Regions from separate parts of the Homo sapiens genome. Here region 2 is linked to region 1. Evidence: chromatin loops called from intact Hi-C (ENCODE). Cell type or tissue: natural killer cell. All regions are shown on one strand.

What was found. Peaks named below come from ENCODE experiments on the same cell type or tissue, not always from the same donor. Only the 100,000 strongest peaks of a DNase experiment are listed, where the experiment ranks them.
Region 2: it touches region 1 in a loop (10-fold over the local background); 1 of 110 quality-filtered maps calls a loop at or near these places.

What each region holds. Positions count from the first base shown.
Region 1 is chr13:114,146,371-114,150,370 of GRCh38, reverse strand. No RefSeq gene overlaps it. Among named protein-coding and RNA genes, the nearest start is that of RASA3, 16 kb to the right of the region's middle. RefSeq lists enhancers at 1,482-1,661, 1,992-2,051. In natural killer cell, no CTCF peak of the experiment used is centred here; DNase peaks (open chromatin) are centred at 450, 1,640 and 3,611; H3K27ac peaks cover 1,528 bases.
Region 2 is chr13:113,874,498-113,878,497 of GRCh38, reverse strand. No RefSeq gene overlaps it. Among named protein-coding and RNA genes, the nearest start is that of LINC00454, 7.0 kb to the left of the region's middle. RefSeq lists enhancers at 3,444-3,990, 3,991-4,000. In natural killer cell, no CTCF peak of the experiment used is centred here; DNase peaks (open chromatin) are centred at 1,907 and 2,347; H3K27ac peaks cover 1,702 bases.

The DNA of each region.
Region 1 (4,000 bases):
GCTTAACAGGATCTCTGGCGGTTAGGGTTAGGGTCAGGTCTGCTGGGCAGTGATAATGCAGCTAAGGGCGGGGTCCTGGGTCCAGGTTTAATCTGGGAAGGGTCTGGGAGGGACTGGGTTTAACAGAAGCACCCAGGTGCCAAGCACTGGGGCAGAGCTGGAATCCCGTCAGACGGTGGGCAGACCTGCAGCCGACCACCACTCTCTGCCGAGGGGAGGGGTCCTGACAGTGCCGTGTCCACCAGACTCGAGAGTGGGGAGTCTGGTAGCTCCAGGGGAAGACTTTCCAGGATTCTCCTTTCACTTCAGGTGTGGCTAGTGTTTCCAGCAGGTGGCACATGCTAATTGTCCCTGTTGGAAAATTCTGAGTCAAGCCAGTGGTTGAAGTGGGTCCTGGAATACCAGGTGTGATATATTTGCAAAACACTTGTGGTCAAATTATGCCATCAGCAGTGGTGAAGGGAAACTTGTAATTGTAATAAATTAGCACTTGAGTGTAGTCCCATCATTGGAAAGAGCATGGCCTTCAGCCCCAGTAACACTGAGATTGGTAAGCAGATGTCTTTTGAGGAAAAAAAATAAAACAGTATTCTGAAATCCAACACCTGTTTATTTAATCACATTTTCACATTTACTGTGCTTTCTAGATGATTTGCCAAGGTTGTCTGGTCCTGGTAAAAAATGTATGAAATGCCTCCACCTGAACAGAGAAGAAAATGTGATCCCAATGAGAACTGTCTGCAGCATCACACTCACCGCTGTGTCTGAGAACAGGATTTTCCATTTCGGCAGTGGATCTAAACCTGATGCCCAGGACCTGTTTTAAGCAGTGAATCAAAGATCACAGAAGTTAAAGTTTGGCAAGTTTTCGACGTCAAGGAGATGGAAAGCCTAAAATCAGTTTCTGAACCACTAAATTAGAGGGAACAGCCTTGCTCGTGAATTTTCCAGAATTCCACAAACAATTAAGAAGACCCAGGGTAGGAAGCACATACAATTTGTTTTCTTTGATGGTTAAGTTGGTTTAAGGCACAGAGTTGAGAAGACAGGTAAGAAGAAGCAACTGTTCAAGCCCCAAGGAGAACCCAGAACCGACCCAGCCCCCGAGGAGAACCCAGAACCGACCCAGCCCCCGAGGAGATCCCAGAACCGACCCAGCCCCCGAGGAGAACCCACAACCGACCCAGCCCCCGTGGAGATCCCAGAACCGACCCAGCCCCCGAGGAGATCCCAGAACCGACCCAGCCCCCGAGGAGATCCCAGAACCGACTCAGCCCCCACGGAGATCCCAGAACCGACCCAGCCTCCGAGGAGAATCCAGGATCCACCCAGCCCCCACGGAGATCCCAGGATCTCCTTGTTTTTTAATCGAAAACTTGTTTTTCTCTCCTGTTTTTAATTTCTTAAGGAGAAAATTTGAGACGAAGACAATGGCCACCTAAATTTGTGTGATACCCTGTTATTTCACAGTTGCCTTACAAGAATAACCGTGTCTCATTTGTCACTTTCTGCTACCTGAGAAACCACTCTGTATGATGTTGACGTGTGACCATGTCCAGGTGCAGCTGACGTAGTCTCAGAGACGTGTCTTTGGAAAAAACAGTACACAACAAATGATTATGAGCCATTCTGAGCATGGTGGTGAGCTGCAGCCAGCAGAACACACCCAGCCCTGCCAGCAAAGGAAGCTTGGTCAACCACAGCAGCCTGTATGGGCTGCGATGGAAACCATGTTGAGTCCCCACCTCACAGTTGAGAAAAGCAACATAATTTCACATGATGCACTAGCCGTGGCGCCTGCTACACACGAGCTCTGGAAACCTCAGCTGCCCTCATCGCTTCCTGCCATTCTGGAAGAAAAGTTAAAATTGGAATTAGCAGTAACACGGGCCTCTCAGAGTTTTGAATAAATAGTGCTGTAACTCATCCTAGTAACTTAACTGGGAACCAGGCATCTCAGCTGGTGTTGCAAAGTCACGCAGGGCTGGGGATCCCCGAGCCCCCTGGGTGAGCTGGGTCTTGCCTATTAGCTCTGTAGACAAGGCAGGTTCCAAAGGGCAGTGCGAATGTGCTTCGAGTTTTACAAAATTCTGTGAGTTCAAAGCCTTTGGATATCTGAGTCTGTCTTAAGAGAGCCTCAAGCTAATATTCACACAATTGTGTGTCTCGGTATACAGTTTAAATGCTGGCATTTAGCTTAGAGAACAAAGAAAACGTGAAGTCAAAGAAGGAACAAAAGCATTATATCCTATCAAAAAATAACCAAATACTATTCAACCATTTTGAAAATTTCTGATTCTGGCATTGGGGAAAGTGGCTGCAGATGACGGTGATGCATGCCCAGCAAGTGGAGGAGGCCGGGGGCAGAATGTTGCCCAGGTGCTGGGTCGGTTCTGGGTTCTCCGTGGGGGCTGGGTCGGTTGTGGGATCTCCTCGGGGGCTGGGTCGGTTCTGGGGTCTCCTCGGGGGCTGGGTCGGTTGTGGGATCTCCTCGGGGGCTGGGTCGGTTCTGGGGTCTCCTCGGGGGCTGGGTCGGTTGTGGGATCTCCTCGGGGGCTGGGTCGGTTGTGGGATCTCCTCGGGGGCTGGGTCGGTTCTGGGATCTCCTCGGGGGCTGGGTCGGTTCTGGGGTCTCCTCGGGGGCTGGGTCGGTTGTGGGATCTCCTCGGGGGCTGGGTCGGTTCTGGGATCTCCTCGGGGGCTGGGTCGGTTCTGGGGTCTCCTCGGGGGCTGGGTCGGTTCTGGGGTCTCCTCGGGGGCTGGGTCGGTTCTGGGATCTCCTCGGGGGCTGGGTCGGTTGTGGGATCTCATTGGGGGCTGGGTCGGTTCTGGGATCTCCTCGGGGGCTGGGTCGGTTCTGGGTTCTCCTCGGGGGCTGGGTCGGTTCTGGGATCTCCTCGGGGGCTGGGTCGGTTCTGGGTTCTCCTCGGGGGCTGGGTCGGTTCTGGGTTCTCCTCGGGGGCTGGGTCGGTTCTGGATTCTCCTTGGGGGCTGGGTCGGTTCAGGATTCTCCTTGGGGCTTGAACAGTTGCTTCTTCTTGCCTGTCTTCTCAACTCTGTGCCTTAAACCAACTTAACCATCAAAGAAAACAAATTGTATGTGCTTCCTACCCTGGGTCTTCTTAATTGTTTGTGGAATTCTGGAAAATTCGCGAGCAAGGCTGTTCCCTCTAATTTAGTGGTTCAGAAACTGATTTTAGGCTTTCCATCTCCTTGACGTCGAAAACTTGCCAAACTTTAACTTCTGTGATCTTTGATTCACTGCTTAAAACAGGTCCTGGGCATCAGGTTTAGATCCACTGCCGAAATGGAAAATCCTGTTCTCAGACACAGCGGTGAGTGTGATGCTGCAGACAGTTCTCATTGGGATCCACCTTGTGATTCTCATTTGGGTCTAATAGCCTTTCTTTTTTTCAGTTCCTTGTTATTAAGTTGCTGTTTGAATGGGCGTGTGGGTAATCTCTGTGTGTGTGTGTTCGTGTGTGTGCAAGGGAGTTCACGCGGGGGGATGTCAGGCCGGCACACAGGAATGGAAAGGCTGCCCACTGGTCTCTGGAGCTGTTGAGGCTTCAGAGCGTCTCTTCCACTGCCGCCCTCCAGGGGCTCCCTCGCAGAGAGCGGAAGGCAAGGGCTGCCTGGGCTGCCATGGGCCATGGCTGAGACTGAGAAGTCTTTCCAGGATGGTAAGTAAAGCAGGTGGGCACGGGGTAGGTGGGCACAGGTGAGCTGACAGCCAGCAGCCCAGGGAGCCCCGAAGTTCAGTCCATATTCTGTCTTCAGATTTGGATTCACTCCCCGTGGTTTAGAAACAGTGCTGTTTGAGGTTAAAAACAAAACAAACAAAAAGCCTGATTTTCAATTCTCAGAATGGATGAGAAGAGTGCCCTATGGAGACTGGACTGTTTTTTCTTCTTAAGTGAATAGCTCAAGGGGAACGTCCAGGTGCCGGCCTTCGGGGGTCTCTGCGCCACTGGAGCGGGGGCTGTTGGGCCTGCGGAGA
Region 2 (4,000 bases), 270 kb after region 1:
GAATGGTCAGAAAGAAGTGTGATAATTCACCCAGTATTGGGAGGACGAGGTGGGCGGATCACGAGGTCAGGACATCGAGACCATCCTGGCTAACACAGTGAAACCCCGTCTCTACTAAAAAAATACAAAAAATTAGCCGGGCGTGGTGGTGGGCGCCTGTAGTCCCAGCTTCTCGGGAGGCTGAGGCAGGAGAATGGCGTGAAACCTGGGAGGTGGAGCTTGCAGTGAGCCAAGATCACGCCACTGCACTCCAGCCTGGGCGACGGAGCAAGACTCCGTCTCATAAAAACAGCCTAAGACAACCACACAGCACACAGGCCTTCATCCTTGGCTGTGACGGATGCGTGTCCGTGTGGAGGGCCAGGCCTGTTTCTCCCGTCACTAATGGAAGCCTCTCTGAGTTTCCATGAAAGTCTCCCCCTCAGAAGGGGCTCTCTGGAAATTTTCAATTATGTTGGTTAGGATAGTAATACATGCTTTTGCTTAAAAATCAATGGGTGCAGAAACAAAAGTATAAAGTACAAAGTGGGTTTCCCCTCCTCAGCCAGAGGCAATGATGTTAGCAGGTCAACCCCGATACCGCCGCTCATTGCTTGAGGAGCCTGTGTCTTTCCTTATGTACGGGGGTCATGCCACGGCCACCCCTCCACACGAGAGCGGGGGCATTGACTAAGGCCAGAGCCAGGCACTGGAAAGGCGCAGTGGCCCCTCTACCTCACAATGGTATTGCTAGGACCCACGTGCATTTGGGGCCCCACATCAAAGCTCCCCAAGCAACCCCCTTGAAATGACTTTGCTTATAGCTCACCTCCAGGAAGGGCCCTTCCCTAGAGAACAGAAGGACACAATATCCCTCAGGCTCTGGGAAAGCAGCCGTTATCCTGGAAACCAGGACTCCTAGGAGATTCTGTGCCTCCCCCATGTGGGCCGTCTTGATCCCCACACAGACTCCAGGTTCAGGTGCTCCTCGAGGCTGGGCATCCCTCCACCAGGTGGTCCTGGTACGGCCCCTCTGTCCTCCGCTCTGGGTCTTGTCTGATGAGCTCATGCCCGTTCACCACAGGCTCCTGGGAGGAGGACGGTGAGGCGGGCAGCCCTCCTGAGCCCCTTCCTCCTTGCAGAGCACTTTCCGGGGCCTGATGCAGTGGAAGGAGCTGAGCAGTTCCCCATCCAGCCCAAAACAGGACACCTCAGGGCTCGAAACCCTCAGAGTCCCCACCCACACGCTACCCACACAAGGCCGATGCCTGAGTGTGAAACACAGAACACCTCCTCCATCTCCACCTGACTTCACTGACTTCCCTGAGCATTAAAAAATAAAAACTAAAAATAAATGAAACCCTGAAGGGTTTCAAAGCAGGAGAGAGGCCATGTCCAGACTGAAGGAGGCACATTCTTGATGAGTCCCTGGTCCAGCAAAACTCCCACCTCAGATCAGCCCAATGCTTTTGTGTCGAATGCCACACATGTCATGGTGTCTGTTTGTTTGACTGGTTTTGCCCAGTCTGGAAGGCTTGGAGTCACAAAGTTAAGGTCATGAGGCATGACTGTGACAATTAAGGCTGTCCCCATGACAGGATGTGAATCTGGACTTCAGGGTACGGGTCCGTCCCTCTGAGAGTGAAGGGAAACGTCCTGCCCACACCACAATGGCACCTACATGACACCTAGTGACACCCACACGGCAGTGACACTGACACTGCAGCGACACCGATGTGGCAACGACACCCACATCTCAGTGATACCCACGCTGCAGTGACACCCACACAGCAGCAACACCCACATGGTAGTGACACCCATGCAGCAGTGACACCCACACCACAGTGACACCCACACCACAGGGACACCCACACCACAGTGACACCCACACCTCAGTGACACCCACGCAGCAGCGACACCCACACCACGGTGACACCCACACCACAGGGACACCCACGCCTCAGTGACACCCACGCCTCAGTGACACCCACGCAGCAGCGACACCCACACCACAGGGACACCCACACCACAGGGACACCCACACCACAGGGACACCCACATGGTAGTGACACCCATGCAGCAGTGACACCCACACCACAGTGACACCCACATCACAGGGACACCCACACCACAGCGACACCCACACCTCAGCGACACCCACACCTCAGTGACACCCCCACCACAGGGACACCCACACCTCAGCGACACCCACACCTCAGCGACACCCACACCACAGCGACACCCACACCTCAGCGACACCCACACCTCAGCGACACCCACACAGCAGCGACACCCACACCTCAGCGACACCCACACCACGGCGACACCCACACCTCAGTGACACCCACGCCTCAGTGACACCCATGCAGCAGCGACACCCACACCACAGGGACACCCACACCACAAGGACACCCACACCACAGGGACATCCATGCTGCAGCAACACCCACACCTCAGTGATACCCACACCACAGTGACACCCACACCCCTTTTCTTCTGCAGCCCTGAAGTCACTCCCAGGCCCCAGGCTGAGGACTGGCCTCAGGGCGTCATCAGAAGCTGCAGAGGCATGACAGTACTGTTTCCTCAGCAGCTTCATGGAAAGATCCAGCCAAGCCATCTGGGGCTGAGCTTTGCTGCGTCTTCCTGCTCCTGGCCAGTGTACGGGCTTCCTGTCCTTGAAAGCAACACCTCACTTCCGACGTCCCAAGAGCTGAACTTCTAGGTGTCAGGAACCAAGTGCCTCAAGGCTCTGGGCACTCTAGATTTCAGGTGGAGCTGGCTGGTTTCCCACCCCAAGGAGAGGGCACACGGTTGCTTGGGTGTTGCTGTGGCCCTGGCTCCCGGTGTCCTGCTGGAGGAGCCTTGCTCGGGTGCCCCTGATGCAGCCCTGGCAGCGGCAGCAGGGCCAGCCACATGGCCACCTCCCATCTCTGTGAAAGGGAGGCCTCACTGGACCAGAATTTTGCCAGACCTTCCAGTTGCTTCCGACCAACCAGCAGGTCCTGCAGCGTGATGCACATTTGCTGTTCTGGGTGACAACCCCCAATCCCATGACCGGGTCAGACAGGAGGGACCGTGCTTCTCTGGAGAGCGAGCTCAGACCATGTTACAGACACAGAGAAGTAGAAAATGTGATGAAGCGGCTAATTATGTTGCTCAAATAGACGTGGAAATCCCGCATCGTGGTGCCCCTCGGGGCAGGCGGCTCTGTTACCCTCGCTCAGCTACCCACAGGTGATGCTAGCTGGGCCCAGTGTGGCCTTTGCCTCCCCCTGAGCTTGGCAACCCCGGGCTGCCTCCTGGGACGGGGCTGTCTCTCCCTTGGGGATCAGGCAGCTGTTGCTGGTCTCAGACGACACCTGCTTGGGCCCAGCCCCACTGTGAGGGTGGCAAGTGGAGCTGGAATTCCCACCCAGGCGGCTGACGCCACAGTCCAGAGCCCATGCCTCATCTCCGTGGCCTGCGCTGCTCCATTCTTGTCTAAAATGGGGAGTGAGATAAATGCCCCACTTACCTCCCCTTCCCAGGAAACTCTCTCTGCTAGGCTTCCTGGGTAAAGCGGGGCCTCAGGTTCCCACACGGCCCGGTGTGGGTGCTGCCCCAGGAAAGAACTCCTTTACCGAAAACTACCAGACAGACCCTCACCCCGACCCCCTCCCGCCCATCACCATCAACACACACACTCTCGACCTCCTTGCTCTCGACAGGCAAGGCCGTGAGCGGTGAGGAGCTGTGTGATGGGAAACAGGGAACCTCCAGGCCAATGCACTCCATCCACCTGGAGGGCTTATCATACACCTGGAGGGCCCCTCACACCTGCAGGGCCCGTCACACACCTGGAGGGCCCACCACTCACCTGGAGGGCCCCTCACACACCTGCAAGGCCCATCACACACCTGGAGGGCCCCTCACACACCTGGAGGGCCCCTCACACCTGCAGGGCCCGTCACACACCTGGAGGGCCCACCACTCACCTGGAGGGCCTGTCACATACCTGGAGGGCCCGTCACACACCTGC